5 separate regions of the Homo sapiens genome follow, and all the other regions are linked to region 5. A link is a contact called in ENCODE Hi-C or POLR2A ChIA-PET data. All regions are on one chromosome and are shown on one strand. Each heading gives the region's core, a stretch centred on a gene start or an enhancer-like site at or near the end of the contact. The rest is flanking DNA. Distances are from core to core; before and after follow the strand shown.

The links. Hi-C counts contacts between places; a loop is a spot of excess contacts on that map. ChIA-PET counts read pairs that join two places held with the same protein, here RNA polymerase II (POLR2A). Pooled maps may share reads with other maps.
Region 1: a loop to region 5 is called in a pooled map, with 2.1 times the contacts of the local background. The contact joins the enhancer-like site here to the promoter of EEF1AKMT2 in region 5. A Hi-C loop is called at or near these places in 6 of 168 maps with a recorded cell type or tissue (dorsolateral prefrontal cortex, endothelial cell of umbilical vein, mammary epithelial cell and 2 more), 1 of 37 single-sample maps with no recorded cell type and 14 of 50 pooled maps. POLR2A ChIA-PET finds 5 or more read pairs at or near these places in 6 of 52 experiments (H1, Panc1, T-cell and 3 more).
Region 2: a loop to region 5 is called in a pooled map, with 2.0 times the contacts of the local background. The contact joins the promoter of ZRANB1 here to the promoter of EEF1AKMT2 in region 5. A Hi-C loop is called at or near these places in 2 of 50 pooled maps. POLR2A ChIA-PET finds 5 or more read pairs at or near these places in 7 of 52 experiments (AG04450, GM12878, H1 and 4 more).
Region 3: a loop to region 5 is called in a map of chondrocyte, with 2.1 times the contacts of the local background. The contact joins the enhancer-like site here to the promoter of EEF1AKMT2 in region 5. A Hi-C loop is called at or near these places in 2 of 168 maps with a recorded cell type or tissue (cardiac septum and chondrocyte) and 5 of 50 pooled maps. POLR2A ChIA-PET finds 5 or more read pairs at or near these places in 2 of 52 experiments (A673 and H1).
Region 4: a pooled map shows a loop between it and region 5 (2.3-fold over the local background). The contact joins the enhancer-like site here to the promoter of EEF1AKMT2 in region 5. A Hi-C loop is called at or near these places in 2 of 168 maps with a recorded cell type or tissue (K562 and mammary epithelial cell) and 2 of 50 pooled maps. POLR2A ChIA-PET finds 5 or more read pairs at or near these places in 1 of 52 experiments (BJ).

The regions. Positions count from the first base shown.
Region 1 is chr10:124,637,966-124,642,742 of GRCh38, reverse strand. All of the region lies in intron 4 of FAM53B (family with sequence similarity 53 member B), which reads left to right. Among named protein-coding and RNA genes, the nearest start is that of FAM53B-AS1, 64 kb to the left of the region's middle. RefSeq lists enhancers at 1-653, 1,451-1,500, 2,132-2,871, 4,030-4,530. Within about 2 kb of position 1,647, at least 24 of the 41 ENCODE cell types and tissues checked have a DNase peak (open chromatin) inside an H3K27ac peak, as active enhancers do; they include ovary, where a contact is called at or near this core.
Region 2 is chr10:124,940,399-124,945,432 of GRCh38, reverse strand. ZRANB1 (zinc finger RANBP2-type containing 1) reads right to left here and starts at 3,310. Exons shown (of 9, transcript NM_017580.3): 1 at 2,126-3,310. The coding sequence starts at 2,939.
Region 3 is chr10:124,990,456-124,995,188 of GRCh38, reverse strand. It overlaps CTBP2 (C-terminal binding protein 2), which reads left to right. Exons shown (of 11, transcript NM_001329.4): 7 at 506-720; 8 at 1,204-1,334; 9 at 1,860-1,987; 10 at 2,377-2,494. Among named protein-coding and RNA genes, the nearest start is that of MIR4296, 40 kb to the left of the region's middle. Within about 2 kb of position 2,533, at least 10 of the 41 ENCODE cell types and tissues checked have a DNase peak (open chromatin) inside an H3K27ac peak, as active enhancers do.
Region 4 is chr10:125,033,697-125,038,392 of GRCh38, reverse strand. The region is part of intron 3 of CTBP2 (C-terminal binding protein 2); the gene reads left to right. Among named protein-coding and RNA genes, the nearest start is that of MIR4296, 3.2 kb to the right of the region's middle. Within about 2 kb of position 1,557, at least 10 of the 41 ENCODE cell types and tissues checked have a DNase peak (open chromatin) inside an H3K27ac peak, as active enhancers do; they include mammary epithelial cell, where a contact is called at or near this core.
Region 5 is chr10:124,789,152-124,793,881 of GRCh38, reverse strand. EEF1AKMT2 (EEF1A lysine methyltransferase 2) reads left to right here and starts at 1,995. Exons shown (of 7, transcript NM_212554.4): 1 at 1,995-2,158; 2 at 3,544-3,609; 3 at 4,725-4,730. The coding sequence starts at 2,049. RefSeq lists enhancers at 596-1,318, 1,382-1,691, 1,319-2,043 and a silencer at 1,822-1,881.

The sequences.
Region 1 (4,777 bases), core at 398-2,897, 150 kb after region 5:
AACCAATTCCACTGCATAAGAAGAGAAGGCCACCCTTTCTGCCTGGAGTCACTGTCTGAAAGCTTCTGTGATCGGCAGTTGCACGTGCCCCTGTGTCTCGGGGATCCTGACTCACGGGGATTTCAGGTTCCGTGTTCACTCAGGGACATTGCTGCCGAAGGATGGCAACCATTCTGGCTGCTGTGGCAGAGCGGGACACCTGCAAGCCAGCCTGAGCACCCATCTGCCTGTTGGGCCACCGGGCAGCTTCTGCAGATGGGAGTCATCAGGCTTGAGAAGGTGACATCTGGGCTATGCCGGGCTGCCCTTCTGTTTTGGTAGAGTCACTGCCTTCACTGCCCCACCCTTGAAACTGGCTTGCTTTTGTCACAACCACCGGAGAGGCGTTGGTGTGAGAGTGAGACCCGTCACTGTGGACGTGTTCACACGCATGGCGCTCTGGCTGTCCTCTCCTTCCCTGGAGCCCGTGCCTTTGTTAAGATCTCTAGGACCTGCTGGCATGGCAGCTTGCCCGTAAAGCCTCTCAGCAGGGAGGGCTACTGTTCTTGAGGGTGAGAGACAGAAGTGGCCGCCCTGTGGTCTGAGCCTGCCCGGCACAGCCACTGACTGCACTTGTGGTGACTGTCAGTTAGGGCTCCGATGGCTTATTCTTCCTCGAGGAACACTCACGTTCTCAGGGTGGGCATGTATGCACACGTGTATGCACGCACGCCATTTGTTCAGTTGTGTACCTGCTTTAGGCTTCCGGCTCTCCAGCTGGGTGACCTTAGCAGGTTCCTCAGCCTCTCTAGGCCTCTGTTTCCTCAACTATAAAATAGTATCACTGGCACAGGCCTCCTGGGGGTTCTGGAGGAACCAGCGAGTCGCGGTGTGCCAAGTTCCTTTCGCAGTGCCCAGCACATAGTTAGGATCTAGTTCATGGGACCTGTAAGTCTTATCAGTGCTTGCCGTCTTAATAAGACCCACCTGTTGACACCTGGGACCGAGGGTCAAGAAGGGGCTCCTCTCCTCTCTGGCTCCCAAGGAAGGGGCCTCTTGCAGGCACAGTGGATCCAGTGTGTTGGGGGTGGGTGGTGCTTTTCCCCTAAGGCCATGGTGGTTGCTCCCTCGAGGATTTTAGAATCTTATCTCTGAGTTCCCCGTGACTCTCGGCTCCTGTTTTCTAGTGAACATGGGCCTCAGTGATGACACATGGTTGTCTGGCAGTTCCTTTTTGTGGTAGCCACTTGCTGATAGAAGGAGAGGCACCTCCCCAGTGGGTTCTGTGCTTTCTCTGAAGCACCAGATGTTGGTGCCAGGACAGAGTTGGCTCATCTCCTAACTTGGGCTGAGCCAGTGATGGTCTCAGCCAGAGGCTGGGGCCCTGTCCTGAAGCTGGTCTTGGGGTAGTGTTCTCACTATTCCACCACAGCTCACACTTCCCATCTGCACTGGAAGGGTTACTGGGGGCTCAGAGTTAAACTGGCCCCAGCATTATTGGTCACTGTAGAAACTGCAACATGTTGAAGTGAATCCAACATATCGAGGAAGAGGTATGTGTGTGACGTGTGAGCATTTACCTTTAAGGGAAGGAACTGGATGAGAGCCAGTCGGGGTCCGTTGGAGGCTGCCCGGGACTCTGGACAGCCCCTGAGGGTGTCTGCTCTGGGCACTGTGCTGGTTTCTTCCTGTTTTGTCTTACTGGTTTTGTCTTCTGGGTGCTTTCAGCCTCTCCCACACACATCATTTGTCACCTAGGCGGGGTATGCTCCAGAGGAAAGTAAAATACCCACAGCCTTTGTCCCTTCCTCCCATCTGGCTGAGGGCTCTTCCTAGTGTGGGGTCAGCGGGGCGTGCCCTCTGCGGCCTTTGCCGGGCTGTTGCCTCACTCTGCTCTGCCGCAGCGGGGGCTGTCTTTTTCCTCCTCCTCTCTTCCTGCGCTCGGGGCTGTATTGCATGGTGGTCAGCGCCTGATCCCGGATTCAGACTGCTGGCACCTAGATCCTCCCCACTCACTCCCTGTGTGGCCTCACCAAACCTCTGATGACAGTAGCGCCCCCTCCCAAGGTTGAGGTGAGGGTTTAGTGGGGCGATCCCATGGAGCTCAGGGTAAATTCTTAGTAAACATTAGCTCTGCCATCATTCGAGGCTCTGCAGCTGCTAGGACACCAGAACGAACCTCCAGAAATGCCCTGCCTTTGTTCCCAGGACAAGACAAGATTCTAGGGGATGACGGACTGGTGGGATTCATGGCATCTCCACCTTTGGGTTGGTTTTCTGCACAGGAAGAAACACATGGATTTAAGAATGATTTAGGGTGGCTCCAAGCCCTGCACATTCTTCAGGGGCCATCTTGGTGTGCCCCCTACTCCCCTTGTTATCCCAGCCACTGCCTGCCCTTTTCTGGGCCAAGGCTTGGCTGCTCAGGAACACGATCCCTCCCCAACCTGCCGCGCAGAGCTGTGCAGGCTGAGGGTGCTGGCCGGAGAGGTGTGGAGGGCCTGAGGCTGTGCTGCTCCTCACACTCGCAGACAAGCCCACGGGGTGCACCTGAGAATGCACCTGTAGCAAGGTGCAGCCGTCAGGGCTCCCTGAATTGCCTTCTTTGCTGCTCCAGTTGGTGTGGTGGCTCTGCCCAAGGGCTTTCAGCCTTGTAGTTGGGAATTTTTACCAAGCAGCAGGCAAGGCTTGCTGGGGGTTCCTAGGGGTAGAAAGTGATTTTCTGCCATCCTGAATTCTGGTATTTTATGGTAGCAGTGAGGTGCAGCGTGGTGGTTAAGGGTGGGTGCAGGCTTTGAACAGACAGATCTGGATTTGAACCTGGCCCTGCCACTGCCTCTCGGTGGGAGTTTGCCCAAACCAACCTCTGTCTCTCCAGGTGTAAAAGGAGGCTGGCAGAGCCTGTCCCTTGTGCCTGGATGATGAGCTGATGGAGGTGAGAGGTCCCCCCATGCCCGCCCCAGGCATCTGTCTCCAGCACTTTCACTCAGACGCAGCTAGGCACTCTGGGATGCGGGCGCTGTGTTTGTATATTCTGCCAAGCATTTAAACAGTAATGAACAAAAGGGGAAAATATAGAAAGGGGGGGAAAAGCCTATCAGAAAATTCATAGTTATGTTGAGGTGTGTCCCTGGGAAAGTCAAAAGAACAGAGACCCACCCCGGCCAACCCTTCTGGAGCCTGAGTTGGGCCTCTGAGTGGGAGCCCCACCTGCCAAGCACCCTGGGCCTTGAGCTGGGTCTTCCCAGGACCCCTTCTGATCCAGCCTGCACAGCTGCCTCGAGAGGTCTGCCTCGTGATGCCCACCATGACCCGCCCAAGGCCACTCAGCTAGACAGAGCAGATTTTCTATTTCTGTGTCTGTTTGGTGGCAAACAGCATGCCCCGGGCTGCATGCCCACTGCTGAGGATGGGCCCTGTCCTCAGCCCTCTTGGGGATCTCCTGGCACCTCCAGTACTCTTTAAGGAAACATTTCCTGAGTGCCTGAACCTGGCACAGAATCCTGACCTCCTGCTGGGGTGGGTCTGGCCCGGTCCTGGTAGAAAATACAGAACCCAACCCCCCATGGCCCACCTCTGAATCCCTGTGGTCCAGAAGCCCTGAACTAGGGGCTCCCTGTCAGGTGTCACATTGGGTTAGAGAGACGGGACTTATATGGGCAAGAGGCTGAGCCACCCCAGGAAGGGTCCCTGGTGGGTAAGTCTGGGGTGAGTCTCCCCACATCTCCACCCAATAGCTAAGCCAGTATTTGGTTTGCCTCCAGGTGAGAAAAGCCTTAGCAAATGCAGTCTCCAGCAGGTCCTGTGGGGCTCAGGGAACACCAGGGCCCTACATATACTTTGTCCCCACCACTCACTTCTGGCGCTGCAGGTGGGGCCAGCTGAGCCCAGAGGAGCAGAATGTGCCCAGGAATGTCCTTCCACACCCACCACCAGCGGGCATGTCCATGGCCAGCTGCCCTGCTGGACGTGCTGGGATGTGCTGGCCAAGCCTTGCTGGTCTGCCACCTTGTCCTCGCCCCTGAAGGGCTCCAGTAGCCAGCGAGGGCCAGCATGGCCTCCCCCGCCCCAGCATGCCTGGGGTCTCTGCTTTCATGGACTGTTTGTGGGTGGGGTGAGGTGGTCAGTGGTCCTCCTTGTGCTGTGTCTGCCTGGGGCTGCTCGTGGGCAACGTGGGTCACTCCCTCTGTCGTGGTGCAGCTGGCACCATCAGGTGCTGTTCAAACCCCTCTGAGCCCCGAGCTGCTTGTGATCTCATTTCAACTCCATGCAGCCCCTCTAGGGCAGTTTTATTTCCCCATTTTACAGATGGGAAAAGAGAAACTCAGATTGCGTAACATGCCCAAGGAAGCACCGGTCCCAGTGTTTTGTTTTGTTTTGTTTTGTTTTTGAGGTGGAGTCTCTGTCACCCAGGCTGGAGTGCTGGAGTGCAGTGGTGCAATCTTGGCTCACTGCAAGCTCCGCCTCCCAGGTTCATGCCATTTTCCTGCCTCAGCCTCCCGAGTAGCTGGGACTACAGGCGCCCGCCACCACACCCTGCTAATTTTTTTGTGTTTTTTGTAGAGACGGGGTTTCACTGTGTTAGCCAGGATGGTCTCAATCTCCTGACCTCGTGATCCGCCTGCCTCAGCTTCCCAAAGTCCTGGGATTACAGGTGTGAGCCATGGCGCCAGGCCCGGTCCTAGTGTTGACAGGCAGGATCCCACCCCAAATGGATCATCATTTCAGTCCTTCATTCAGCCACCTGACCCTGTTTTTCCAGGCATCAGGGTTGCAGCCCACAGAGGCACTCAGACAG
Region 2 (5,034 bases), core at 2,061-4,560, 150 kb before region 5:
AAAAAAAAAAAAAAAAAAAAAAATGATTTTAAGACTGTTCCAAAGGCATACAAGCAATTAAAAGACAATCACACCCAACATAAAAGCTCACAGATATGTAAAGATTCCATTTATATGAATATCCAGAATAGGTAAATCCACAGACACCAAAAGCAGACTGGCAGTTATCAAGGGTTAGCGGGTAGGGGTAGGGGGCAGTAACTGCTTAATGGGTACATAGTTTCCTTTTGGGATGATGAAAATGTTCTGGAACAACACAGAGGTAGTGGTTACACAATGTGAATGCACTAAATGCCAAATGAGTTGTTCACTTGCAAAACGGTGAATTTTTATGTTAAATCAATTTGATCTCTAAGGAAACTAATAACAAAACCCTTTTGTATCTCCTGTTTAAATTTTTTTAACTGACAATCATACTGTATGTTGCCCCTCAATTTGGAGCAGAAAAATCAGAGGAATAAAATGGGACAACACAGACAGAAGATAGCCCGGTATGTTTTCATCCCCTCATCCTCAGGATGGGAGGAAACTAGAACTAAGACTTGCTAAGTGCCTACTAAGTCTGGAGGTCAGAAGGATTCATCTGCTGGGATATTCTTTTTTGCCAGAACAAAGCTAAAATTGAAAACTCAGGATTTCAGCTGGGCACAGCAAATTATGCCTATAATCCCAACACTTTAGGAGGCTGAGGTGGGAGAATCGCTTGAGCCCAGGAGTTCAAGACCATCCTGGGCAACATAGGTAGACCCCCATCTTTACAAATAATAATTTAAAACAATAGCAGGGCATAGTGGTACATGCTAATGGGGAGTCCCAGCTACTGGGGAGGCTGAGATGGCAGGTCACTTGAACCCAGGAGGTTGAGGCTGCAGTGAGCCATGATTGCATCACTGCCCTCTAGCCTGGGTGACAGAGTGAGATCCCATCTTGGGGCGGGGGGGGGGGGGGAATGATATATATAATTTAATTTTAAAACTCACGATTTCTTGGAAATCAATTCCTAGGACTCACAGGTTCATACACCTAAACTTTCCATATTCTTGGGCTGTACCCAGAGGGATAAATAAAAGAAATTGGTACTGAGGGAAAACATACAGCTAAGGTATAGTTAAAGCTTAGCTATTGTTCCACACAAAGTTTAAACTTAGTAATCATTCAAAATTTCCCTCATAAGACCAAATGTCAAAGCAAGCAGCCCATCCAAATAATTTAATAAAAATCAAACATCTAATCTACTCAAAAAAAAAATACTGAAGACTCAAGTCACTGCTTTTGTGAATTACATCACAATTAACTCACAAGGTCAAGAACTGAAGAAAAACTCTGCTCTCCTATGTCTCTGTCCTTTAACAGCATTTCCTGAGGAAAATGTCACAATACATATGAACCATAACTTGAAGTATGGAATCAGCTGGCTACATGTAATCAGTTCCATAAAGTTTGCAAACATTTACTACATGACATTCATGTTAAATTAACACCAGTATTTTCAAGGTCAATATGTTTGTTCAACTTCTTGGAGTCACACATTTTTGTGGTATTTTTAACATCTGACTAAAGCTTCTATCATCACAAGATGCTCACACTGTTTACAAATACTTGGAAACAGCAGCTGGTGTTCCTCAGTTACATCTTGTTACAATAAACAGAGTAGCAGTTTTAAAGTCCAGGTATATATTTTACTGCTGATGTGTAAAAACTTTGCTTTAACTTAAACGTTTCCACTGCCCCCAGTAATGGAGAGACATGAACACAATTAATTGTGGGCAATTTAGTACAAAGTTACGACAAGATCACAAATACACAAATTTTTATGTATGCATACTTGAAAGTACAGCTATCGTGCTGAATGAATCAAATGCTAGTGACTTTGCGCATATATATATACACACACACACACACACTCACATTTTTGCATGTGCGTGGAGACACAGTCTCACTATGTTACCCAAGCTGGAGTGCAAGTGCTATTCACAGACCGATCATGGCATACTACAGCCTCAAACTCCTGGTTTCAAGCAAGTGGCTAAGACCACAAACGTGTGTCAGCGCACCCAGCTCTTTTCATATCATTTTTACTACCTTTTCCCATCCCACGCAAAAAATGCAGAATACAGAAACTTACCCACACAAGCATTGAGGAAGAGCCAATCAGTCTTTTTCATCCTGTTTTTAATTTGCTTTAGTTTTTTAAAGTCTACTTCAAGTTCCTCCTTGCTTCCCACAGCACCAGCCAATTCAATCCTCTGAAAATCCATTTTCACTTCAGAGTCCCGCTTCGTAGCAGGAGGTGATCTCCTTTGGCTATTACCACTACTGCAACTTCCCCTCCATCGAGCTCTGTCTTGCTCATTTATTATTGAAGAAGCCTCTTCAGTCTCTGCCAATTCTATTGCTTCAATGTTATTAGGTCTGGGATGATCACAAACAACACATCTTTTAGCCTTGGCCCAGTTTTCATATGTGCAAACAGAGCAAGTCCAGTGCTGTGTCCTAGTGTTCAGTTTATTTCTATCATTGTATTCCTCACAAGGATCAACAGAAAAAGCAACTGGTCTTGAGCCAGATCCTGAGGACTGAGGAGATTCTGTAGGACTCCTGGTCCTACGTTGGGATAAGCACTGGGTACATCTGATTGCTCTTGGCCAGTTCAAATATGTACACATGTGGCATGACCACTTATTTGCATTTTCCATGCTATACGAAGATTTCACCCTTGGTCTTGCACTAGAGTCTGGACATATCAAAGGACTACTTCCTCCTTCGGTGCTGGAAGGATCCCAATCTCTACCAACATCACTTGAACCACTTTTAAATGGATCTTCTGTAATAATTGTTCCACTAGGTCTTTGGGCACGACACATAGTACACTTGATTGCAGATGGCCAGTTTTCATACGTACAATATTCACAAGCCCACTTAATTCCACGTTCTGACATTGTGCACTTCTTGAAGTGAGCTGTGTCAGGCAGGAAGCTATAAATAATTAGGACATGGTTATTAAAATAACTACATTCCACCTCCAAAAATACGCTGCCCAAAAAGCAAGTCCTTCAACCTACAAAATATAAATTTCTCAAAAGATGCATGCAACATTTCGACATTGAATTATCCTAATTTTCTTTTTTAATTTCCATAGAAACACTGGAGATAAATTCTCAAAGAAAAAATCTTAGACCCTGGGATTTAATAAAACTGAACTTTGGAATGCAAAAGAGATAGGCAGGAGATATAACGAGGTTTGATCTAAGAAGGATGAGATTAACGGGAAGCCACTAATAGAAATGTTTAATTTCAGGGAGGCCATCACATCAATTTAGAAAAGTAACCAATAGTTTAAAGAGACAAAGGTAGAGGAAACAACACAAACTAAAAAATAGCTTAAACACATAACCATTCTCAAATTATGAACACAGATTATGATTCATGAATTCAGAAGATCAAGCAACGTCTATTTTATCATTCTCGCTAAGGGAGAAAAGCAACTTAAAATGCTAATTATCCACTGTTCTTAATTAGCACAGGTAGTAAAGAAACATGTTGAGAAGTAATGGCTACAATTAACAAAGTAACATTATGAAATAGGTAGTTCCTTGATAATCTGTAGCCTCAAAATCTAGTTCTATCTGGAGTAAAAAAAAGAAGACTGTACTGGGGAAAATTAAATCTGTGGAAGGTCACTGAAATAACCAGTAGCATAATCATTCCAATATAATTGTGAATGTTCATAATTAAAATATTTTAAATTTTGAATATTTAAAATATACTCAAAATCTAATTCATGGCCGGGGGCAGTAGCTCAAGCCTATAATCCCAGCATTTTGGGAGGCTGAGGCGGGTAGATCACAAGGTCAGGAGTTCAAGACCAGCCTGGCCAAGATGGTAAAGCCCCGTCTCTATAAAAATACAAAAATTAGCCGTGCATGGTGGTAGGTGCCTGTAATCCCAGCTACTCAGGAGGCTGAGGCAGAGAACTGCTTGAACCCGGCAGGCAGAGGTTGCAGTGAGCTAAGATCGCACCACTGCACTCTAGCCTGGGTGACAGAGTGAGACTCCATCCCCTGCCCCCCAAAAAATCCAATTCATATTTAAAAGATATTCACACTACTTAAAAGATTTCTAGGATTCAACAATGGGCTAACACTACACTATAATGAAGAAAGACTTCATAATTTAATGGCAACTAATTCATAAATGAAGCAACTTACATAACAAATTTAATTTTTTTTTTTTTAATGGCTTGAATTTAGACACTGGCCACTTTTCCTAAATACTTTTATCAACTCAGTATCATCCCAACACCTATTTTTCACCCGGAAAGAGAAAGAAATCCTAGGCAGAGTATAGAAGCTTTGCTCTCTCTTTCTCAGGGATTTTTCCTGAACCTAGAGGGTTAAATCTTTTGTTTGTTTGTTTTTTTGTTGTTGTTGTTTTCATTTTTGTTTTTTTGAGATGGAGTCTTGCTATGTTTTGCCCAGGCTGGAATGCAGTGGAGTGGTGCAATCTAAGCTCACTGCAACCTCCACCTCCCAGGTTCAAGCGATTCTCCTGCCTCAGCCTCCCAAGTAGCCGAGATTACAGGTGCATGCCACCATGCCCGGCTAATTTTTGTATTTTTAGTAGAGATAGGGTTTCAGCATCTTGGCCGGGCTTCTCTTGATGAACTCCTGACCTCGTGATCCACCCACCTCGACCTCCCAAAGTGCTAGGATTACAGGCATGAACCACCACGCCTGGCCTAAATCTTTCACTTTTGAAGTATACTGTATTATGTTCCTGCCTGCCAAGTCCATACACCATTTATAGTGTGAACTCTGCTAAGAAGAAAAAAAAATCACTATAAGAAAGTATACTACTTAATAGCTAAAATAAAAACCACACTTACTAAGATTTTAGTTCCCACGCTATAACCTCCACCTTGCACATGATTAGAATAAAAGTACGGTTTGCAAATCAGATCAAAGACAAGATTCCGTCTTCATGCTGGCTCAGAATTCTGACTTCCTCAGGAGATACTGCAAAACGTGATAAGTG
Region 3 (4,733 bases), core at 1,284-3,783, 200 kb before region 5:
CTGCAGGGAGCCATTGTGCTCATGTCACCCTTTGCAGGAGCGAGCCCAGCAATGAGGAGGCAGGACATTACTCCCTGTGACATTGAGAGCAAGTTTTTCAAACACAAAGCTCATGTTAAGAAGCCTGCAGTGCACACAAGAAGTGGGGAGAGGGGTGGGAACGGAGGACACGGGTGGTGATGGGAGGGGCATGTGGGCTTGTCAGAACACTCTGTGTTTGAAAATGTCAATAACAAGGAAGGGTTTTGTTTTGTTTTTAACAAAAATCCTGCTGTACCCAATATAAGCAGCAAGCACTGCGGTCCTCACCTGTCCTACACCGGCCATGGTGGCCCCTCGCGGGCAGTGCTCGCCTCAGGCCTCACTAAGCTTTGGGCACACGGTTTCTCTGGCAGCAGCTACCAGCGGGGATGCCAAGCCCGGACTCAGCTCAGAAGCAATGGAGGTGGCAGCGCTGGGGCGCGGGCTGTGGACTCACTCACCTGGACGCTCTGTTTCTGTACAGGTCGCACGGGGCAGGCGGTTGCAGTTCGAGCCAAGGCCTTTGGATTCAGCGTCATATTTTATGACCCCTACTTGCAGGATGGGATCGAGCGGTCCCTGGGCGTGCAGAGGGTCTACACCCTGCAGGATTTGCTGTATCAGAGCGACTGCGTCTCCTTGCACTGCAATCTCAACGAACATAACCACCACCTCATCAATGACTTTACCATAAAGCAGGTAATTTGAAAATAGATGCCATGGAAGCTTCTGTCGAAAGGTGGTAGCACTTGCTTGTGGGCACAAGAGGGACACGGAGGGCAACGGAGGTGGTTTCTGGATACACTGTTGAGCAGGGAAGAGGCCCTGCAACAAACCAGTGACAAGCCACGTGAAGCCCCTTCCTCGGGCTGAGCCAGGCTAAGCAGAGAAGGACAGGCGCTAGCCAGGACCCAGCTTCAGAAGCTTCCCAGAACCTTTAAAGAGGCCAGCAGCTCGGCACAGTCCAGCCTTTCCACCGTGTTGCTTCCTCTCAGGATCAGCAGCAACGGCCCTGGCTTCCAGCCGTCACCAACACTTCCCACTCCCTTCCCTCAAACTGCAGCACACACATTAAACCACCAGACCAACAAAACTAGCTTGCAGCTTTCTTCTTTAAACCTTGGTACAAGAGTCTTCCACCATGCCAGTGTGCCTGTAACCGGCTTTTCTTTCCTTCCACAGATGAGGCAGGGAGCATTCCTTGTGAACGCAGCCCGTGGCGGCCTGGTGGACGAGAAAGCCTTAGCACAAGCCCTCAAGGAGGGCAGGATACGAGGGGCAGCCCTCGACGTGCATGAGTCAGAGCCCTTCAGGTGCGTGTTGCCCCAGCCGCCTACCAGGAGCCCACAGGGCCCAGCTCCACACCTGACCCCCACACTTTGAACTCGAGGCCCTTTTCCCAAACAGGTCCCTGGGCAGGAAACTCCAGAGATGACATTTACAGTCTCTGTTCTTCTAAGGATTGTGCTGTATTCTAATTGTAAAAGGGCTGGAAGTTTCCCAGAGGTCATCAGGGAAAGGAGAGGCAGAAAATTGGTGGGGGTGTGGCAGTGGTTCTGGTCTTCAGACAGACAGGCATCATCTCTGCCCTGGATTACAGCAGGACAAGCCTTCAATAGAATTGGGCTTTTTGATCTACCAATTATACGGTTCTTACACAACTTTGATAATTACATTCAAAAATTCCCAGCCTTCATAAAATATCATCACAGATGTTCCTGTATCCATGCTATCTATGTAGCTACTTTTCTACATGGCCAAGAGCTCCCTTGTGCTGAGGAGGGCAGGGAGCGTATGCGACATTTCCCGCTTACTCTGTTTTTTCTACATTTTTCTAGCTTTGCTCAGGGTCCGTTGAAAGATGCCCCGAATCTCATCTGCACTCCTCACACTGCCTGGTACAGTGAGCAGGCGTCACTGGAGATGAGGGAGGCAGCTGCCACCGAGATCCGCCGAGCCATCACAGGTGAGCCCCTCCGTGCCTCTGGCCTGCCAAGGGCAGCCTCAGCTCCACAGTGCAGCCGGCTCCTGTCCTGCTGGCTACAGGCAGCTCTCGACAGGTAGAATTCACTTTTAGCATCAAATTTATATGAGTTGGGCCCTGTTTATTTACGTAAGCCCTGAACTAAACTTCACAGAGGGAACCATTCCCTTTAGTCCCAGACATTATAAACTCGGGGGTCGGGGGGCACACAGAGGCTGAAGGTCAGTGTTGAAGAGCTCAAGCACTTGGGCCTTTGGATGTTCTACATTTTTACAAATGCTTATTTCCCCACATAAGCAGCTACAGGTGTAATGTTGAACTTACTGTGATTTGTAAAAATAATATGATTAATTTTAATCATCTTACCCTAGGTCGCATCCCAGAAAGCTTAAGAAATTGTGTGAACAAGGAATTCTTTGTCACATCAGCGCCTTGGTCAGTAATAGACCAGCAAGCAATTCATCCTGAGCTCAATGGTGCCACATACAGGTGAGAAAAGGAACTGACTTTGTCTCAGCTTGTGAGCACCACGGCCCCGGGGCCAGGGAGAGAAGCCCAAACTTGGCGGAAGCTTAACCTCCCGCAGATGCTAAGTCAGGGTCAGAACAATCAGCCTTCTCAGCAGGAACTGTGTACACCGCCCCCATTTCTTCCAATGCCTAATTTCATGGAACAAACAGAAGCTCCTATTTTAAAAGGGGGTGTGTTCGGTCAGATGTGATTGACCACAGGTGCTAGGAACTGCCTTTCATTCTAAAGCCATCTTAAAACCAGAAGGCTTCCCAGTCACGTGTGGTGGCGCACACCTGCAGTCTCAGCTGCTAGGGAGGCTGAGGTGGGAGAGGTGCTTGAAGCTGGGAGGTGGAGATTGCAGTGAGCCGAGATCACCCACTGCACTCCAGCCTAGGCCACAGAGTGAGACAATGCTGCTACCCCCCGACCCCACCCCACCACCAAAAAAAAAAAAAAAAAAAGGGCTTCTCAAAGAGAAAGGTATACGTAGATAAGATGTTCAAGTGCAAAGGCCTGTGAGCAAGTTCATTTTCCAATTTGAATCTTATGTCCACAGAAGGCATTCTGGTACAGTCAACTCAGGATAGTACAATCAACTCAGGATGATGACCTTGTCCACACACTAAAAATGATACCTGTAGTTTGGGTCAGCTGAGAAACTGGAGCCATGTTTGGGAACGCAGAGTGGGGGAAAGACAGGAGCCCTCACAGGGAGAAGGGGTTCCTTTTGTGGTATTTTCCATGCACGAATCGGTTTTCTCCCACACCCCCCCCCCCATTATTGCTGGCTTCCCAGGAAAATCAGTAGCCCCCTCATGCATAAATGAATGAAGTTGCAGCCTTGAATCTTAAGAAAAATTTTTGCATATTCTAAACCAGGGTTTCTAGCTCTTGGCAATAAGTATATTTGGGGCCAGATCATTCTCTTCATTCTCTCGTAGGAGGCCTGGCCTGTCCTGTGCATTGTAGGACGTTCAGCGGCATCCCTGGCCTCTACCCACGGGATGCCAGTAGCACCTCCCACTCCCACTCATGATGATTGAGAATGTCTCCAGCCACATGTCCCCTGCTGTAGCCACAGTGACGACCAGGGTGCATTCAGTTTGTGTAATGAAGGCTCTGACACTCTTGAAGAAGCTATGCCGGTGCTTGCAGGTCACATGGCTGTCTTCACATTTCATCCAGCCCCGTCCTTTTGGCCCTCAAAAGTATTTTGAGCCTATCACAGCACCAGATTCCCCTGTTGGGTGGAGCTGGGGGCCCACCTCTTCCATGTCTCCATTGTTATTTATCCTTCACGTAAGCTGGGGCTCTTAGGCCCCCTAGAACAGTATGTGTGCACTGAGGAAGGGACCCTAATGACCAGAGTCCTTCTGAAGGTCTTGGTGACAGGATGGCAGGCCAGGAGCTGGGGGTGGGGTGGCTACCATAGTGAGATGCCTCCTCCTCTACCTGGATGGATGATAAGTCTGTGTGAATACACTGAGTCCCACTTTGCCCGAGGACCCTGTGTTCTGTGGTTGGCGAATGCAGTGTGTCCTCACACAGCACTTCGTGCTTGCAATATAAAACCAGCCCGAGCCTGGGCGTTCCGAGGAAGGCGGGCCCCCAGCCAACAGCCAGCAAGCATACCACTTCCCATCTCAGGCCATGGGAGTATATAGCCAACCAGCCTAGAAAGCTTAGTGAGTTCTGGCTGCCATAATTGAGTAGCATAGACTGGGTGGCTTGTAAAGAAATGCCTTGCTCGCAGTTCTGGAGGCTGGAAGTCTGAGATGAGGCTGCCAGCATGGTCAGGTTCTGGTGACGGCCAGGCAGCAGACCGTCAGCTTCTTCCCACATCCTCATATGGCAGAGAGAGGGCCAGAGCACTGACTAGACTCCCTTGTGTAAAGGCACTGATCCCATTCATGACCCAGTCATTTCCTCACCCAGTCACTTCCCAAGGGCTCTACCTCTTAAGGTCATCACCTTTAAGGTGTGGGATTTGAACTGGAATTAGGGGGATGGAGGGAGACAAACATTGAGTCCCTAAGGGTCCATTGTACTCTGTTGGGAAATCATTTTATCAGTCAGAAGTAACTGGTGAACAGTTGGGAGTCCATTTTGTACAAAGTGGGTTTTTTTAAATAGTATAATGTATCCACATTCATAAATAGTATGGGCTAATATCTTCTTATCTAAAAGCTACAAAATTAGTGGCCCCGTGTTTGGA
Region 4 (4,696 bases), core at 308-2,807, 240 kb before region 5:
GGGTGAGTGCACCTGCCAGATGGGGTCAGTGCTACAGGGCTGCTCTTTGCTCAGGGTGATTGCTGGTACTGCCCTACAGGGTGGCTCTCGGAGGGAAGCGAAGATGGCTCCGCAGCCCCCTCTGCACCCTTCACGCACACGCTGAAGTTTAGTAGCTGACCCACCAGTTTGTGGACAGGAATATGCAACCCACAGGGCTTCCCCTGCAGCTGCCCATATGGAATTGTCTGTCCTATAAGTAGATGTGGCTCATGCCACACGGGGTGGGGACATCATAGACATTCTGCTGAGTGACTCCATGGCCTCACAGAACTCTGCGCTGCAAGAACACAAAAGCACTGACATTCCTGGGGTTCAGTATAAGGAGTTTGGCGTTAAAGGGTTTTTTTAAAGTAAACATTCACAAATTATAAAAACCTACAGAGAGGTTGGTAGGATGGTACAGTGAACACCAATATTCCATTCAGTTTTCCAGATTCTTTTGAGGGGAGATAAAGATAGAGATATACATATAAATAGACACTGTGTGAGTAGATGATGGATTTTCTTCCAGAACCATCTGAAAAAATTCAGGGGCAGCACTTTACTCTGGACTACCTATGGCATGGCACCTTTTATCCAATTTCGTACTGCTCCCAGTACCGGAATGAACCCCAGGAATCTAACCTCAGGGACAGTATTGTCTAGTATAGGCTGCATATTCGCATTTCCTCCACGTCTCTTTGCCTGTGCAATAGATAAGGGTCACGCATTGTGTTTAGTTGTTACATCTCTCTAGTCTCCTTAGTCTAAAATTATCCCCTGGGCTTTTTTGACTTTCAGAGACATTGGACTTACTGAAGAGCCCAGGCCCCATTGATTTGTAGACTATTCCACAGTATAGGTTCACCAGATTGTATGGGGAGTTGTAAAATTTACTCTTGACTTCCACTGTAAAGGTGCTTGATTGAGGTTACTGAGTACTTGCTTCTGGAACACGCTCGTGACTCAGCTTTCCAAGGTTACTAGCAGGAATGCCTCTGGGGCTGACTCCACCCCCTGCACCCAGGATTCTCCAGGGATGTTGCATCAGAAACTAGAATGGGATTGAAGAGCTAGCAGCGTTTCCTCTGTGTGTTTCCATGGCTGTATAAACCTGACTTGGGCAAAACCATTGTCTGCTTGCAGACCCTCTGTCCCATCCAGACAGGTGCTGAAGGATGGTTCACCAACCTTCCCACCCCCTTCATGTGTAATAGGAAATTTTCAGCCAATTTTTTATAACAGAAGTTTGCATTACCTTGTCTATGCATGGTGTTCCAGATACATTTGCAGTTATATATTTTAAATTTCTCAATAACTATCAACGCAGACAGGCCAAAATGCAGTTACTCCAGTGTGGGTCACCATCTATATGTCAGCTCCCTAGGCATCTCATTAAGTACTCACAGTTGGTCCCAAGTGCTTTGTTGGTGCTCCTCCTATGTATAAGCTGACTTAGTCCTTGTGGCACCTGTTATGGGTCAGGACAGGTGGCACCCATCTCACAGGTGCTGCCAGAGAGGCGTTGAGCAGTAGGCAGTTTGCACCCAGGAACCCGGGCAGTCTGTTTTTTTCTGTTTGGCCTTCTCTCATACCAGCTTGTTGGATTCAGCTCTTTCTTCCACCTGAAGGCCTTGAACATCTAACACACACAAACACACACACACACACACACACACACACACACACACACACACACACACCCCCTCTAGCTTTGAATTCTCACCATGTTTCTATTCTATCAACTACTTGTAGAATGTTCTGTATTGATATGCAGAGAGCCTGTCAAACTGTTTTTTTCTCCCTCCCCACTGCCTACACCTGACACAGGGACTTCTGCGTCCCTTAGGTTTGTTTTTTTTTTCTTTCTAAATGATTAAAAGCATGAAGCTGCCATGTTCTGCTGTGCTTACCCGGTCTGCTCCCAGGCTTGTAGGAACTTTGTCTTCCTGCTCTTGGTGTCTGGATACACCAGCTCCTTAAAATTCGTCCCCTCCCGCCTGCTACACAATGCCAACATCAAGCCCTGGTCGTGGGTCCCTAGGCTGGAATCAGGCAGGCCTCTCCAGGGTCCCACTCCAGGTACTCCGCTGGAATCTGAGCATCACCCCTGCACAGATACTTGTACAACCTTTCCCTGTTTTCTAAGGCCTGTCCAGCCCCTTCCTCTTTGAAACTTTTCAAAGCAAGAAAAAGTGGCATGGAGCTTGATCCTTCTGTGTGCCCAGAATCTGCCGTGGGGATTCACTCCGCCAGGCTGTGTCTCTACTCGGAGAGCAGGACACAGACAGTCTTTGGGACTCCAGCCAAATGAGCTGGAATAATGGTCTTTCTAGCCAATGTAAAAGCCACATTTTAATTTTTTTAATGTAACTCTTTGAGTTTGCTATTTATAATTGTTCCTTTTTTTTCTGATGCCTGCTATCAAGCAATCCTATAATACCATGTAAGAATTATTACGAAGGAGCCCTCTCGTAACACAGGCTGATCAGAACAAGATTGTGGTCTCCTCATTCTCAAGTATAATGGAGATCTTCCTATCTGTTTAGTCTGCTGACATAATTGACATTGTGAACTGCACCAGCTGGAGGGTTTTAGTACCTACTTTATCGCATTATGCCAGAGCTCCTTTGGTTTGCCCCAAACATCTATTGGTTGGAAATGAGGGCTAGCTAACAATCACTCAGCATTGCAAAGGGAACCCAGAAGAGCATCTTGCAGAGCCCTGGGTTTGTAGAACTTAATAAACCACAATGGCTGTTGTTGGTGGTAACTTTTTGTTAGAGCTGCTTCTTGTGGATTATGATAGAATCAGTCTGTAAACACTGCTCCCCTTTCCTGCGGCTGTTGCGATTGCAACTTGAAAAAAGTATGTGTTTCGTTTTACTGCGTTTTGTTCGAATGTGTTAGAGACGTGGAAAATGGTCCCCCGAGGATGGTATCAGCTGAGTTGTGAGTAGTCCCCTTGTAACATGACTCAGGGAGGGTGCTTCTCCATTTCCTCTGCAAAAATAAAAGGGACCTCCTCTTAAATAAACAAGCTCATGAAACATTCCGCACCTCTGGAATGTTCTCACGACCACAGAGGATAAAAGGAATGAGAACGTTGAGCTGGTTGGGTGGATATGAGGAAAAAGGAGACAAGCTGGTTTCTGTGAAACACATAGATAGTTAGAAAGTCTGGGAATCTCATTCTGCATCACCTTTGTCGCAGGAGGATGAGAAGTCTGAGAAGATGCTGCCGGGGATGAGGTGGAAGGGAGTTTCCCCAGTGGGTCTCTTCTGTGTCGCGGGCTCTTCTGCTCTTCTCAGTGGGTTGAACTTGCCATGGTGGAAGCACATGTCAGTGGGATGTACCCCCAAGAAAGGTCATCCATACGTATAAGGAACAAAGACAGGCGCCTCCAGGGTCAGCAAGGTTACCCAAGTGGTCTAGAAGTCCCTCTGGCTCTTTCCTTCTTCCAGCAGCCTCCTTGCCTGGCAAACACCCATCAGAGCCTCCAGGATGAGAGAGTGACTTTCTCTTTCCCCGAGGAAAGAACATAATCCACAGAGTGTTGACAAATGGTTTTGTTTGGTATTTAAGATTTATTTGTTTTTGTTCTGAGTAGCTGTTTTCTTTTCACCTATCTTTGTACAGATGCATTATAAAATCAGGACTTGTTTTGTTTTTGTTTGTTTTTTTAAAGCACTTTGAGCGCTTCGTAAAGAAACAGAGTTGAAGCCTGCCTATAGGTAGTCCACAAACAGTTCTAATAAATAACTTTAAATAGCCCCAAAATGTGGATTTTAAAAATGGGATTCATAATGTTGCTATACATTATAATTATATGTTGGGATCAGGCAATTATGCACATTTCCAGCAATTATGTGATTAGCTGTAATTACATTAGCTATGTAAATATACAATAGTCAACTAGACATGCCTTAAAACCCCAAAGCACAAATGAACATACCCAAACAATCTTATGCAAAGGTAAAGGTTCAGGAAACAGCCAAGGCAAAGCTTCACAGACAAAAGTGCGGTTCTTTGCAAGGGGTAAAGTTTCATGTTTTGCCTTATCTGTCCCCGGCTTTAAGAGAAACTCAGAGTGGGGGACCCCTCCCCAGGGAACCCCTCACCCCACCTGTTCCTCCACCGACTCTGGGGATGGGGTTCATAGACTGCCCTCCCGTTCTGCAGCTGTGAATCAGGTTCGGTGTTTTATTTCTCTGTTGTTACTCATTTCTCAAGCACAAACATAAGCGTCTCTTTGCACCGGTCAGTTTGGTGATGGGCGGATGTCTTCATACTCACCACTTTTTTCTAATAGCAACATGTTAAGGCCACTTTGCTTTTATTTGGGGGGCCAGGGATGTGTAGTGCAACTGGAGTCTGTGGCTGGGGTTTGGGGGTTCATCACCGTCTTCTAGTTTGGTTCTGCAGCTGCGGTTTTCAGCTCCTGCCCCTACCACAGTGAATCGCGCTGTTTCCCACCGCCTGGTTGGTGGTGCCCTGTCTCCATCGATGATTGAGTTGAAACCTCCCACAGTGTGGCCCGGAGCCCCTGGGCCCAGCTGCCCAGGGCTTTACTCTCAGTGCCTGTCCTCTTGGTCCCGGCACCTTTGGGAAAAGAGCATCTCTAGTTTCAGGCCAAGTCAGTGCCTTGAGGGGAGCAGTGCTTGGGGTGGGCAG
Region 5 (4,730 bases), core at 746-3,245:
TTTTTTTTTTTTTATTATTGGAGACAGAGTCTCACTCTGTTGCCAGGCTGGAGTGCAGTGGCGCAATCTCGGCTCACTGCAATCTCCGCCTCCCAGGTTCAAATGATTCCCCTGCCTCAGCCTCCCAAGTAGCTGGGACTACAGGCGCGCGCCACCATGCCTGGCTAATTTTTTGTATTTTAGTAGAGACAGGATTTCACCATTTTGGCCAGGATGGTCTCTATCTCCTGACCTCGTGATCTGCCTGCCTTGGCCTCCCAAAGTGCTGGGATTACAGGCGTGAGCCACCGTGTCCGGCCTCCTGTCTGCCTTTTATCTTACCCTATCACTAGTGGCTGCCTGAAGATCTCAGAACAGCATCTATAGGAGATGCGCATCCGATCCTAGGAAGGATTTCTGATGCTATTTTATCTTTAGGGACTTGTTACTGGGCTTCTGTCTGCCAAGACAACAGAAACGTGGCCTAGCAAACAATTCCTTTTGGTTGGAAGGCAGTCTCGCTAGGGGCATTTGAGGGCCTTGCCTAGGACATAGGACCAGCAGTATTTCACAGCTACTACAGAAAATACCCCAGACTTTGGCCCATAAGATCTCTTGTATTATACTGCAGATCTACCAATGGCACTCAGACCCAGAGGCAGATGCAATCTCCGGTTCGCGGGTTGGGAGCAGTTTTGTGGAACAAAGACACCGTCTAGTTCTGACATGGTACAGGGAGGAAACACACAGAGGTTAAGACTTAGACAAGAGGCCAGGCGCGGTGGCTCACGCCTGTAATCCCTGCACTTTGGGAGGCTGAGGCGGGAGGATCACTTGAGGTCGGGACTTCGAGACCAGCCTGACCAACATGAAGGAACCCCGTCTCTACTAAAAATACAAAATTAGGCCGGGCGCGGTGGCTCACGCCTGTAATCCCAGCACTTTGGGAGGCCGAGGCGGGTGGATCACGAGGTCAGGAGATCGAGACCATCCTGGCTAACACGGTGAAACACCGTCTCCACTAAAAAAAATACAAAAAATTATCCGGGCGTGGTGGTGGGCGCCTGTAGTCCCAGCTACTCCGGAGGCTTAGGCAGGAGAATGGCGTGAGCCCGGGAGGCGGAGCTTGCAGCGAGCCGAGATCGAGCCACTGCACTCCAGCCTGGGCGACAGAGCGAGACTACGTCTAAAAAACAAAACAAAACAAAATTAGCCTGGCGTGGTGGCGCCCGCCTGTAATCCAGTTACTCGGGAAGTTGAGGCAGGAGAATCGCTTGAACCCGGGAGGCGGAGGTTGCGGTGAGCCGAGATCGCGCCATTGCATTGCACTCCAGCCTGGGCGACAAGAGCGAAACTTCGTCTCAAAAAACAAAACAAAACAAAACAAAACAAAACAAACTTAAGCAAGGCCAGGTGCCTGGGTCGAGGCAGAGCTGAGGCTTATCCGGGCATCCTCTCACTTAGCAGTCTTTCTTCCACAACACACTGATCCCCGTGTTTGGCGTATTGTGGAGAGTTGCAGGGCATTCCTTTCCCTGGACATAAATTTCCACGTCTACCGGTGACATCAAGTCACAAGAGGCCAGAACGCGGTTTTCAAGTCAGAATCTTAGCCAGAAACGAAGTTGGCCTCTTGCCAAGGAGCCAAATAACTGGATGGACGCTCGCACCCGCTTCGCAGACAGGCGCACGCAGTGGAGAGGTGAAGTGATTTCTGCGTTTGGGTAGAGCGGCGTCGGCTTTAGGTGTCCACGGTGCGGAAGCCAGCCGTTTTCCAAAATGCAATACCTCTAATGGTCCCTCACGAACAGCAGTCCCCAAATACAGCCGCTCTTGGACCTCGACGAAGGGGATGCCACTAACGCTGTGGGGAGAGCGCACGGTCCCCGCCGGCGCAGGGAGCCGGGGGTAGAGCAGAGGGCGTCGCGTCCCCATCCCAGCCCCAGCGCGGGGGCTGGAGCAGTCGAGAGGGCGGCCTCCCGCCGCCTAGAGGCGCCGGTCCGCTCGTCCGCTCTGCCTGTGCCCCGTCTCTATGGCGGCCCCAACGGCCGTCCAGGACGTGGAGCGAAATGAGCTCGGGCGCTGACGGCGGCGGTGGCGCTGCGGTGGCGGCGCGGTCGGACAAGGGCAGTCCCGGGGAGGACGGTTTCGTCCCGTCGGCGCTGGGGACCCGCGAGCAGTGAGTGTGACGCTGGGCAGGGGAGGATGAGCCGTGCCGCCCTGCCTGGGCCCCGAGAAGGGGACGGCGGGGTGGAGACCCGGGGCTCAGGGACAGGGAGACCCTCGGGGGCGTGACGGGAGCAGGGCCACCTGGCGGGGGGCTTACGGGGATTTCAAAGAGTGGAATCCCTAGGGGTCGCCCTACGCGGTTAACCGACGTTTCAAGGGATTGGAGCCCAAGGGGCTTGTGGGTGCGGGACAGGCTTTGGCTCCTGGGAGGCCTTTTGGGAGTCTCGAACCTGAGGGCCAGGCTTGGGGGAAAGGGGGAGAGGGCGAGGCTGGCGAATAGGGCTGGTCGGCGAGAGTGAGAGACCGAGGGAGAAGTGCTGGGCCTGGGAGCCGAAAAGGCTGAGTAGGAGGGGAGGGATGTGGGAGCTGGAAGTGGGGTGGGAATAGCGGATGACCCGAGGCGGGAGCGGGGAGATAGTGGGGGATCTTGGGGTGAAAGAAAGCGATCTGACCTCAAACAGACGCTCAGGAATTATTAAATGAATTAATGTGGGTGGATGAATGGCTGCAGGGAACAGTTGGGGAGAGGTAAATTGGCGGGATGAGAGGGAGCAGGGATTCTAGAGAATCATTGTAGGAAAAGAGACGGCAAATGAAAAGGATTCAGAGGGCCGGGTGCGTGGTGGCTTACGCCTGTAATCCCAGCACTTTGGGAGGCCGAGGCGGGCGGAGCACAAGGTCAGGAGATCGAGACCAGCCTGACCAACATGGTGAAACCCCGTCTCTACTAAAAATACAAAAATTAGCGGGGTGTGGTGGCGCACACCTGTAGTCCCAGCTACTCGGGAGGCTGAGGCAGGAGAATCGCTTGAACCCGGGAGGCGGAGGTTGCAGTGAGCCGAGATCGCGCCACTGCACTCCAGCCTGGTGACAGAGCGTGACTCCGTCTCAAAAAAAGAAGAAAAGCGTCCAGAGAAAATTTAAACGGAGGGCTAGAAGACTGGAATAGGCAGAGACAAATAGCACAGGAAAGAGACTGTGTGCCTGCACACTTGAGACCAGATGTGCTTGTTTCATCAAGTTTTGAACTTGGGTCAGGGACTTAGGGATACGTGGACAAATGTCTTTGTGTTTTTTTAGGCTAAAACTTATTGTTGTGCATCAGATATTGTCCTAAATGCTTTACATGTACAGTATAAACGTATTCTGCTTGCCCATGTATTTCCTTCTTTTAACTCAAGGACGTTAAAAGATTGAACTATGTGTATTTATTAATAACACTAGTGATGTTTAAACCTCTGTCATAAATAGCTCTGTAATGTATTAGAAACATACATTTAATTCATAATACAGTTTAATTCAAGAGTCTTGCTTTGCATTTCATTGTTTACATAGTTGGGATGCTGTCTATGAGAGAGAACTGCAAACTTTCCGAGAATATGGAGATACAGGTGAAATCTGGTGAGTTAGGAAAAGAATCAAGTTATAATCTAGAAGATTATATGTATATGTGTGTGTGTTTAAAAAAATACGTATATATTCGCCGGGCGCGGTGGCTTACGCCTGTAATCCCAGCACTTTGGGAGGCCGAGGCAGGCAGATCACGAGGTCAGGAGATAGAGACCATCCTGGCCGACATGGTGAAACCCTGTCTCTACGAAAATTAGACAAAAAATTAGCCAGGCATGGTGGCGCGCGCCTGTAGTCCCAGCTACTTGGGAGGCCGAGGCAGGGGAATCATTTGAACCTGGGAGGCGGAGATTGCAGTGAGCTGAGATCGCGCCACTGCACTCCATCCTGGGCGACAGAGTGAGACTCCATCTCAAAAAAAAAAATGCATATATTCAAGTGCTTATACCCAAAGAAAGCCTAAAAATCCTGGGAACCCTGGATTAAGTCTGGCTTTAGTGGGTAGATTTAAAGTATGTCTCTTCTTTTATTCTTTTTTAATTTTTTACTTTTTTTTTTTTTTTAGAGAGGTGGGGTGTCATTCTGTCATCCAGGCTGGAGTACAGTGGCATGATCATCATAACTCGTTACATCCTGGACCTCCTGGGCCCAGGTGATCCTCCCGCCACAGCCTCCTGGGTAGCTGGGACTATAGCTGCATGCCATCATGCCCAGCAAATTTTCTTTTTTGTAGAGACAGGGTCTCACTGTGTTACCCAGGGTGGTCTCGAACTCCTGGCCTCAAGCAGTCCTCCCACCGTGGCCTTCCAAAGTGTTGGGAGAATGGGTGTGAGCCCTCTTTTAATATCTCACATTTACGTTTGATGACAGCATTTCACCCTATAGTTGTCCTTTGTCAATAAACAATAAAATTCTGAGACACCAACACATACAACTGTTAATGCTGATATAGAGAAATGTTAGTAAATAACATACTGACCTTGTCTATTCTGTTGTATTCCTGGAGGTGGTTTCTCCTAAATTACAGTAGAGACAAAGCTGAAGCAGTCACAGATGTTTTCACTTTCAAATAAGAGTTTGAGCATATGGTATAAATAGCTTAAATGGAATATAGTGGTGACTTTTGCTCTGTATCCCTCAGTTATTTGACTGATTCTCTCTAACAGGTTTGG